Regions from separate parts of the Mus musculus genome. Here region 1 is linked to region 2. A link is a loop called in an ENCODE intact Hi-C map of the cell type or tissue named here. Cell type or tissue: gastrocnemius. All regions are shown on one strand. Each heading gives the region's core, and the rest is flanking DNA. Links, peaks and the distances in the headings are about the cores only.

Region 1 (5,382 bases), core at 244-5,243, 200 kb after region 2:
TTCCCTGTAGCATTGCACATTAAATTTGTCCCAGAGAACCCATGATTTTGCCTTGCTACAGACGCCATCTTGATAGCCGTTGCTTGCTCGTCTCTGGTGCCCAGAGCCTCAGCCTGTATTTCTGCTTCAGGGCAGGGCCTCAGGCAGGCAGGGAGCAGAACTACACAGTTGTACCAGGCCTGAGTAGCTAGTTGTGTCTTCCAGGGAGCTGCTGAGCCTTCCAACTTTGTGGCCTCTCCTCTGGGTTACTCTGAGTGTTCTAAGGGAGTCTCCCAGAAGCCTGCTTATTTATATTTCAGTTCTAACTGAAGATCTAGTTCTGTGCCAACCTGCTGTCCAAGTCACAGATTTAAACCAAAGGACAAAGTTCATGTGCTCACAGCGCCATTAGCTCCTGGGACTGAAGCCTCTGCCTATTACCAGCAGCTGCTACTGGCGAACTAATTGGGAGCCCACTGACCAGGGAACCCCGTAACATCAAGTAGTACTCAGGTTTTTACTAAAACAAAGCAGCTACAATTACAGAGGCATTTGTGGACTTGTAATCTGATTTCAAATTTATAACTTCATATCACAGTGGAATGATCTTCCACCATTAATATTAATTAACTATAAATGTCTGAGGAGATGGGGAAGGAATGGAAGACACAGCCCTCCTAAGCCTTTCACATTTGGGATGAGAACTGCTGATGCTTTCAGGCTCTGTTGTCTCCTGTTGCCACTTCCTAATTAACATCATAATTCAACCGATACTGAATCATTTAACTGGGTAGGAATCCCAGTCTGTGAGGCCTGGGTCCAGGTTAGCTCAGAAATCTGACACGATTCACCAGCTTGGCAGACATGTTCTAAGCCACTGCTTTAGGCCAGGCAGTGAGCTGGGACGCTACCTTGTGGGCTCCCAGCTTAAGCCCATTCCAGGGGTTCAGGACCCTGCCAGAGTAAGATGCAGGTACAGTCGGAGGTGTCTGTGAATTCTGATGCCCTCAGGTGATCCACAGATTCCCCAGTTGAGTCTTAGGTTAAGCAGGATGCCTAACCAGGAAACATGCTACCTAGACAGCTGGCCTTGGCCTTGGTGGATAAACACAAGCCACAGAGTTTCCTGCAGCCTGCTAGAAGGAAGTTCAAGCATGCTTTCTAAGGTCCACTGTCCCGGTGATGGCAGGATTGCAGCCTGCATGTTGCTGTTTGGCTTTTTGTTTGGTTTTGTAATGAAACTGTGTTCAGCCATGGGGAGGCTCAGCAGTGGGCGGTGTTGGCTCCACTCCTGTCCACCGTTCTTCTGCCCTCTCTGATGATAAGTACGATAGTTCATCTGTAATGAGCACTTGTACTCTATATAAACTGCAATCCTGAATCGTGTAAGCGGTCATTTTCCACTCTGCTTGGAAACAGAGGCTTTCTGCTTGGCTTAGTTACAGCCAGAATTCGGGGGTTTCCCTTCTCAACAACATGATAGTTTCAGAGGCATATTTTTTCCACAAAATAGATAAGTTAGCTTTCCAAGCTTGTCCAAAATGTGTAATGGTTACTCTTGTCCTCAAGTGTCAAAGGCAAATAAACAGTTCTAAGATAGCCGTGTACAAGTAAATGATGCTGTGCGTTCTTGAGCTGCCTTCCACTGTGTCCTGGCTTTTTCTCAAGGGATTAGTGCATCTTGAAGCTAGCTCAATAGCTTGGATCATAAAACTGCCAAGTCTCAAGTTATTGTTTTAAATTTCCTACGGGAGATTGCATCTTAAGTATAAAGGGGACTTACCCCATGACTCGGTGCCCTTACTGATGGGGGGAGGGGCGTGTCTCGTCATGCTGTTTGCTTTTCTCACCCAAGTCACAGGCTTTCAAGATTTGATGGAGTGCTTGCATTGATTTTTAATTTTCTTAGTCACCAGAAAATACATTTAAAATATAAATAGGCAAAAGCTTTACACTGTAACCTCCCTTGCCTCTGTGTCAACATTTTTGCCTTTCCTTGCTGATCCCAGGTCCGTAAGACTGCACATCCTTCTCTAACAATCTAAGCTTGCTTGTCATGCTGCCCCTCCTCTTGTCTCCTGGAATCACTTAGTCATGCATTTCCTTCTGTAGGTCTCTCAATGGTTCTACCATGAACAAGACCAACAGCTATTGATTTGGGGATGTCACAGAGGCCTCGTGGATCCCTGTGACATGAGCCCTGGTGCTTCTGTGGTCACTAGGCACTGTTTTCTGACTGAATCCTCCTGAAGATGTCTGTCCTGACTCTTACCTTCTTTTGTGACTTGCTAAAGTCAGAGAAGAGGCAGAAGTTGTAAGATGACATCTCATTTAAAAGGTGACCTTGCCGGCCGGGTGTGGTGGTGCACGCTTTTAATCCCAGCCCTTGGGAGGCAGAGGCAGGCGGATTTCTGAGTTCGAGGCCAGCCTGGTCTACAGAGTGAGTTCCAGGACAGTCAGGGCTACACAGAGAAACCCTGTCTCGAAAAACAAAAAACAAACAAACAAAAAAGCAAAAGGTGACCTTGCCATCTTGCCTTTTTGGCACGGAAGATCATATTTGTTCAATGGAAAAGCAGGTTGATAAGCTCTGTGTGCTGGAGGAGTCAGGAGGGAAAGAGCAGACCACTCCCTGATGTGCTGCGTTCTCGTCGCTGTGATAATGCACAGAAACAACCTACAGAAGAAAGGGTTTATTTTGCTTTATGTTCCCAGAGGAATAGAATCCTTCATGGCCAGGACAGCATGGCCTGGCAGCAGAACAGAAAGCTGGCTGGCAACCTCTCAGCCGTATACAGGGAACTGAGAAACAGCAGGAAGCGGGGGAGGTATAAACCCTGAAAAGGCCTGCCCTGGTGACATACTTCTTCTAGCAATGCTGCACCTCCTAAAGGGTCCATGGCCTCCCCAAACAGCCCTACCAACTGAGGACTAAGCACTCAAGTGTGTGAGCCTATGGCGACTCCCACACTCTAGACAGTGTGTACATCACATACATACATACATACGTACGTACATACATACATACATACATACATACATACATACATACATCACAGAGGACTCCTGTCCACTGCCCCCTTCTCAAGTAAAAGCAACCTGGAGTTGAAGAGCTTGCTTCGAGTGTCCACTGAAGTTACAAGGAAGAGGAAGGAGGGAGGTAAAGCCAGGGTGGGGACCAAGAGAGACTAAGAGGGGACAAGAGAGGTTTCATGTTTCCTCTCATAATGGATTGAGAACATGAAGGCATAAAGGAAACAGGAGGAGGAAGAGGATTTGCATCATTGGGGGAGGGGAAGAGGGCTAGCAGAGGGTGGATATAAGCAAACTACAACAATCTGTGTATAAAAATGTCACAATGAATACGCTTCATTTTGTATGCTAACTAAAAATAATTAGAAATTTAAAACAATCAGTTAGAAAAAAGTGTTCAAATCCCAGGACAAATGGATAGATCACAAGGACTGTTATTAGAAATGAAAATAGTAAGCATCTTTCCAGGGCTCAGCTGCTGAGCAGAGAGGTGGGGCAGGTGCCCATGGAGCCCTTGATTGCACCCCACATTTGCAGGGCTGCTCAGGGCTGTGCTTGTCGTCCTCCTGGCCAGCCATCTCTGAAGCCCCTTGTTTCCCAGATCCGAGTCTGGACATCCCGTCTCCTTCCTCCTGCCGTGTCTCCAATTGAAATGGTCCCTCTGCATGTAAGGCTGAGTCTGTGCCTGAAGTGCACTGGCCCAGGTGGAAGCACAATTTTAATCAAACGTGCATAGAACAACTCAATTGCTACCAAAATCCCAAGAGTCCTAGTGCTATTGGTAGCCAGATTTTCACTTGTTTCCTGGGTTTTGGTTTCTAGCCCAGCCTGTTGTCATGGGGGTTTGTGTAGATCATTTGAATAGCATTAGGATTTCCAGTTCTCTTAAGAGTCATTTTTATTTTTTATTTGTATGTATGGAATGTTTTACTCGCACCATTTGAGCCTGGTGCCCATTGAGGCCAGAAGAGAGGGTCAAACCGAAGCTCACCTATGCAAAGCCTATGCTAAAGCAGCAAGCATTGGCTCTGGGTACCTGTGGCTATCGTTCCTTGCCTGATTTCTCCTGTGACGTTTTCCAGATATGTGGGTATCTGAGGCCTGGGTCTTTGCTGACAAGATGAGCATGCCAGTCTTTCTTCTGTCACTGGCCTTCTGAGGTGATCTCAGTGGTTAACTTTAGCAGTGCATGAGAACCATGGTGTCACAGGGAGGCAGCCTTCCCACATGTCTGTCTGGCTTCAGTCTGTTTGCAGCACAGTCCTCTGGCAGAGCAGGGCTGTGGTTACAGTAAGCCTGCTTTTGCTTTCAGCTGCTCTCCGACCCCCAGGCTACTGACCTTTTAGGATACTCTCTTTTTCTTTCTTTTTTTCAGTGCCTACCAGCAGACATAGCTTATACGGGCCTCTAACTATTCATCCAGTTCACTTAACAGGGAACTCACTGTGACATCAGCTGTGTCAGACAGAAATCCTGAGCACCAAACTAAAGAGCCTATGGAAGGGAGTTGAGGTTTGCAGCTGGCTTTTGACAATAATATGAAGTCCAGGCTTCCCTGAGGAACAGAGCTGTTCAGTCCCTGTGTTGTGGTGGAGTTTACTGAATGTCTCCTGGATGTTGGATACCTGCAAGAGCGCTTGGCGTCTGCCCAGGGGTGGCGCAGTCACTTGCTAAAGCACAGCACGTGAATGTGAAGTACATGTGAGTGTCACACTTGTGCTGACTGTACAACAAGCTTGTTACGCTGCTGACTATGCTCTTGGGATGGGATGGAGATGCATCACCAGCCACAAAGGATGAAGCCAGCCTTGCTGTGCCATGAACTGGCTCCGTGTCTCTGGACAGGTCACCCGCTATCCCCGTGAGTCTGTCTCCACATCTATAAAATGCCACTCCTAAAACAGAGCTTGATGCTGGGCTCTGGGGAGCTGTGCTTATTAAAAGAATGTATTGTTATGCTCACATAAACATGTACAATAGTCACATAGGGCAGAAGACAGGATAGATTTACCTCTGACATTTCTTTTAATGTTTGCATGCATGGCTGAAAAGCCCTGGCATACCATGGCTGCATAGATGTAGAGATACCCACAGACATGTGTGCTGCAAGTGTGTGTGTTTTATGTGTGTGTGTGTGTTAAGGAGGGGGAGAGACCTCTTGTCCCTTCCTCTCCTGAGCCCAAGCGGCAGAAGGGTCACAGCTCCACTCCCAGAGCAAAGCCACAACCTCAGAACAAAAGGACAGCCTGAGAAATACTAAACAGCTCTCCTCCTGGAAGTGATGGCTAAAACTGAGAGTCAGCTGGAACAGACACAGGTGCCAGAAGCACAAGGTCAGGAAAGCTGGCTCTGCAGAAGGGTCGTAGGCCC
Region 2 (5,382 bases), core at 241-5,240:
CCACATACTGAACGAGGGAACTTGAGGACAAGCTTTTCGTCCACACTGCTGCCCAGTGTCCCCTATGTAGGACCCAGTATGCCTGATCATTTTGATCTCAGAGTTAGCTAGCTCCAACAGCACACCTATGAGACATCTCCTGAAAGACTGGGGAGGTGGCTTAGTAGCTAAGGCCATCAGCTAGGCTTCATGAGGTACCCAGTTTGCTTTGCAGAGTCAGGGATGGCTATAGATGGCTCAAAACCCCTGCACTAATGACTTCCATGGCAACTGCACTCAGGTGCGCACACAGACACACTGCACACATAATTAATAAAAAAAAATTAAGTTAGAAAAGAAACATCTGTGGAGTATGCATCATCTTGTGTGCTGAGTGAAATGTTTCGAGAGGGAATCCATTTGAAGGGAGGGGAGAAATCCTTGAGCCCTGAGTTAGAGAGTATAAATCACAAGTCAATATGAACTTCAGATAATCCTTTATCCAGCAGCGATGTGTGACAGCACTTGGAGGTGGGAAAATTCCCTCCTTGTGTACTTTTGGAGAAATCCAGTGTTTTTATTTGGTACAGTTGCATATTCATTCCTAACAGACTGCGTTCTGAAAGAATTGGACTTTTATAGATTCTATGAATATTCAGAGAGTCACCAGAGCCGAGTCTGTCCTTTACCTTATGTGTCTAGACCCATCTGTCATTTCTTGCTAGATAGTTCTACTTCTCTTTCGCAGCGTTTGCCTTTTGGATAAAGCATTCCCCATTGTTGACCGGGGGTGGGTGGGGGTGGGGGGTTGGGGGTTGCTGGTGGCTTTGGTTCTCTGCTTGAAGGTAGGCAGTCCTCAGAGTGGATCTTTGGAGGGACACAAAGACAGATGGACACAGCCTTCTGTCTGTCAGTGTTCCCTCTGGGCTGTCTCCCATACCTTGGGTGGTGGTGTTCCCTCTGGAAAGCAGTTAGGACATTGTTTAGCATACTGGCTCAGCAAGGGGCACAGGATGGCTGTTGCCACTAACTCATCAGAGAACTTGGCAAGCAGCAGACCAGACTCTGGAAGCCTTATTCATTAGCATATTAATTGACATGACCATTAGCCTTAAGCCCAAATTTTAAAAGTTGTCCCATGAGTCCCTTCTCCTGGTACCCTCTTATTTCTCTCAAGCCTATTTACATCTTAAAAAACAAAAGCATGCTTTCAACATTTTAAAACTTAGGCTCCTTTTGATAAACTTGAAAGTCTTATAGTACCTTTACTATTATTTAAGATATTAATTAAAAGGAAAGAATCAAAGTAATGACAGTCGTGAAGGCCATTTTTCATCCTACAGTTGAGGTCATTGTGAGGTTGCTTGCCTGCCACAAGCTTGACAGAGTCCGGTGTAGGTCACTTTCACCTCATGGTGCTCATTTGCTTTATCATTGTCATACAGGGTGTGAGGCTCCTTTCCAGTGTCCTCCGTGTGCTGTGTCCTTTGAGGTTACACTCATGCCCAGCTCCCCCTGCTCAAAGGTTGGGAAGCTTGACTCCCCTACTGTCTTCTGTCATCCCGCTTTAAACCCGTAACTAGGAAGAAGCAGGTGAAGTAATTGAGATGGCTTAAGTGAGGCATTTTTATTCCTGAGCACATCCTGTTCCCTGTGAGCATCCCGTGGGGCTGCGCTACCGTTCCTCCTCTTCAGTGTCCTTACTTTCCAGATGTCCCTGCAAGGTCAGCGAGGCCCTGTCTGCCAGCCTCACTCAGACTCACTCCCATGCCAGCGGCCCTTCTGTGTACGGTGAGTGAAGTAAACAGACCGCAACCTCCCGGCTCTTCAGTGTGGGGCAGTAAAGGGCTGGACTTGTATAGAAAGCCGCTGTAAGGAGGTTCACTGGTTCCGCTGAGTGCTTCCCAGTCCACTAACTCCACCTCAAGTGCCCCTCCCTGTGCGATGGGTCTTTTGCAATTTTCAGTCGTCAGAGGGGCCAGAGAAGAGAACTGACATCTTTGAAGATGTTCTGTGCATGTTTGAGGTGGTAGGGCCAGATGTAGCTCTTATATTGTGAAATTGAACCCTCAGTGTTGGCATGAGATGGGAACCCATTGTTCCTTGTACATAGATGAAGACTTTCTGCTCGCCACAGAGCGGTCTGAGTTTGGACCTGAACTGTTGCTGTCATTGTAGCACTGCATCCTTGGTTCCTATGACAAGACTGACTATTTTCCAACATGTTCAAAGCTTTATATTTTTTGCATAAACAAAAGAGGAAAATCATTAATTTGTATTATTCTCTTGAAAACAGCCTAGTTCATTCTACTCAGTAACTGTTTGATTTATGATCTGGGGCAGTGTTTTCATGCCTTATGGCTTTTTATGAGTAGAAAACTGGGAATGTTATAACAACCTTACTCATTTTGGTTCTTATTGTGAATGAAAGTATGATCCTTTGACTATGAAAGATCAATGTTTGGGGGGCGGGATCAGAAGCATTTTGTATTAGCTTGAGGGAGCTGCTTCCTGCCACCTCAGGAAAACTATTTGGCTCTAGAAAACTGTTGACACACAGAAAGAGAGTACCGGATACTTTATGACCCTAACTTGCTGTTACAATGCTCACAGGTTGTGTAACAGAAGAGTGTCCCGTGATTTTTATGATCTTGTTTAAATTTGAACGTTTAGGAGTCAGTTGTCAGTTTCTACTGCAGAAGGCCAGCCACTGGCCTGGGACTGGAGGGATCCACTCGCTTCTCCTGAAGCCCTGAACCCGTGTGAGGCTCTGTCTGTCTCCTGTCCCTCAGAGCTTGTCTTAGAAGGAACAAATGAGATTTGAATAAAGAGGTTTAAATTTTGTGAGGGAAAAGTAACAGTGGGAAGATAGTATGACATGATAAATGTGACGAGATAAGCACTCGTGTTAAAAATAAATAAATAGGGCTGGTGAGATGGCTCAGTGGGTAAGAGCACCCGACTGCTCTTCCGAAGGTCCAGAGTTCAAATCCCAGCAACCACATGGTGGCTCACAACCATCCGTAACGAGATCTGACGCCCTCTTCTGGAGTGTCTGAAGACAGCTACAATGTACTTCCATATAATAAATAAATAAATCTTTAAAAAAAAAAAATTAAATAAATAAATGAATAAATAAATAAATAAATAAAGGCGCTCATGTTACTCCCTTTGTTCAGTGTGAAAAGAATGGAACAGTGGCCTCTGAGACTTGCATTTTGAACACTTGGCCACTGGAGGGCGCTATGCCACTGCAAACCACTTTTTTCAAGGGAGAAGTCATCAACTCTCATTTTTCTTCAAAGATAAAGGATTCATATTCTTGTAATACTGAATCCGTTCATACTTAACATTCAGCCTTTAGCTGTGGAAACTTGTTTGAATGACAGTAATGGCTTCATTTCAAGTTATTTAAATGTTTAATGCTGTGTAATTTACACAAATGTGTATAATCCTTTATTTAACTAGATGAAAATAATATACTGTTAACATTGTTTTTTAGCATTAATTAATGTGACTAATTATAACAAAAACCACTAAATCAGTTTCATTGCATGATCAGACTACAGAGAGGCTTCCGTCAAGCCCAGGCTGGCACAAGTCAATGCTGTCCTCAGCCCTGCCCCCTCCCCCCCATTCCACACTCTGTTTTTATTTTAAATTTGCATTCAGTGTAACTACGGCTACACTAGGTTAACTGGAGGTCCTTTTCTGCTAAAACTCATTCTTTCAATGAAGGAGGTTCATAGTACTGTTCTTCTTAAATGAAAATTACTCTCAGTATTTAAACAGAGAGAAGGAATGTCCCATGTGACAGCCCTTATCCTGGCACCTGCAAGACGAATGAGAACTCTCTTTTCTCAGGCATCCTGCCGGAGGACCCTGTGAGCCCAGCCCATGCCACCATTGACTCTCAGTAGTCAGCAAAGCAAATGCCCCGCTGTTCTCCAAGCTCTGACTGCTCTCAGAAATCAGATGAGTCCAAGTCAAAACCAGACGACAGGTTTGTGGCAGCTGGCTTGCACTGCTGTGATGTGTTCCACCAAAACTGCCCATTACAGCCCTCTGTCTGTAGACACAAGTCATTCTTTCTCAGTAAACACTGTTTCTGCAGGTGCTGGAGAAAGAAACTTTTGCTCTCTCAAAATAATTGTTAGCTCGAAACAAGCTATCTTACTTTCCTAAACTCTGGAGATTTTGTTCATAATTCGAAGAAATTTTAAGCGCTAAAGTACATAAATATCTCCTTATTTTTAGATAAAATTCTACATTTAAATTGTTTAGGTTTTCCAAAATCCTATAAACAAGGTTCATCAACTGTTTATCATACTTTTATATCATTGTAATTTTTATGTGCATGGCAATATTTTGGGAATGAAATTTTAAATGGAAAGCTTGAAAGGTGATTTTGTACGGAAAATGCAGTCTTTCAGCACACTGAGGGTTAACAGGTTTTTAATGAATTCATGTTTGTGTACATTGTAATTTTCCTTACCATACTATAAGTATTACGTTGTTTGTGTGCTGTGTGTTTGTGTACCTGTGCACACACAAGCTCTCCCACAAAGTATCATTGTCCGGTGTCACCGCTAATTGAACCACAGTGTGCTGGCTCTCGGGTAGAAGCTGAGGAGCTTCTGAAGGAGGCTGCTGGAGAGTGAGTGATGCAGGGTTTAGATTATGTTACCTCCCTCCTCTGCTCCTGGAGCTCTTCTCTGCATTTGATCCTTGCACACACTGTCTTAGTAGGTGGACGTGTCAGCCCCCTTTTACTGCTGGAAATGGAGGGTACAGCTCCAGTCTCCTGCTCCTGTAACTGTCAGCCCTCCCACCATCTTCCTCCTGTAAAAGGTGCCCGCCCACCGGCTGAATGGCAACAGATACTGGAGGCCTGGTGGGGTCTCTGGTGGGAAGTCTGGCCTTTGTTTCTCTCTGCCTTACACATTGCCTTAGGCTGTTCTGTGTGTGGGTTTTCCTCTAAATGAGATCTGGTTATTCTTTTCCCATGTTATCCATGACAAAGCAAGCAGTGAAGGAATTTTACTTTAGTGGGAATTTAACCCTGACCAAAAAGCTTCTTTCATGATAGTCTTACCCTCCCCATAGTTTGGAAAGTAGTCTCTCAACATGAAAGACAATAAACAGGATTGAAAATGGAACCGGACAGAGAAGAGATGAATGAGATATGTTGACTGTCATGGCGGCATGAGGGAGTGTTGGTTTGATTGTTATAGCGACAGCTGAAGAACTGAGGTTGGCATGGATTGCGTTGTCAGGCTGGGTGGAGGACCAAGGATGGCACGGATTGGGTTTCTTTTATTTTCTGTACTTTGGTTTCTTCTCACTTAAGAATGAGATTTTTTTTTTCTTGGTGTGTACAAACAGACAAGCTGATTTCCTTAA

Evidence for each region. A loop is a pair of places that touch in the nucleus more often than their neighbours do. Peaks named below come from ENCODE experiments on the same cell type or tissue, not always from the same donor. Only the 100,000 strongest peaks of a DNase experiment are listed, where the experiment ranks them.
Region 1: a loop joins it to region 2, with 2.4 times the contacts of the local background. A loop is called at or near these places in 2 of 42 quality-filtered maps.

What each region holds. Positions count from the first base shown.
Region 1 is chr17:30,257,538-30,262,919 of GRCm38, reverse strand. All of the region lies in intron 9 of Btbd9 (BTB (POZ) domain containing 9), which reads left to right. Among named protein-coding and RNA genes, the nearest start is that of Zfand3, 260 kb to the right of the region's middle. In gastrocnemius, for the core only: a CTCF peak has its summit at 4,219; a DNase peak (open chromatin) is centred at 2,758; H3K27ac peaks cover 2,508 bases.
Region 2 is chr17:30,452,879-30,458,260 of GRCm38, reverse strand. All of the region lies in intron 6 of Btbd9 (BTB (POZ) domain containing 9), which reads left to right. Among named protein-coding and RNA genes, the nearest start is that of Btbd9, 120 kb to the left of the region's middle. In gastrocnemius, for the core only: a CTCF peak has its summit at 3,213 (motif pointing right); DNase peaks (open chromatin) are centred at 3,215 and 3,919.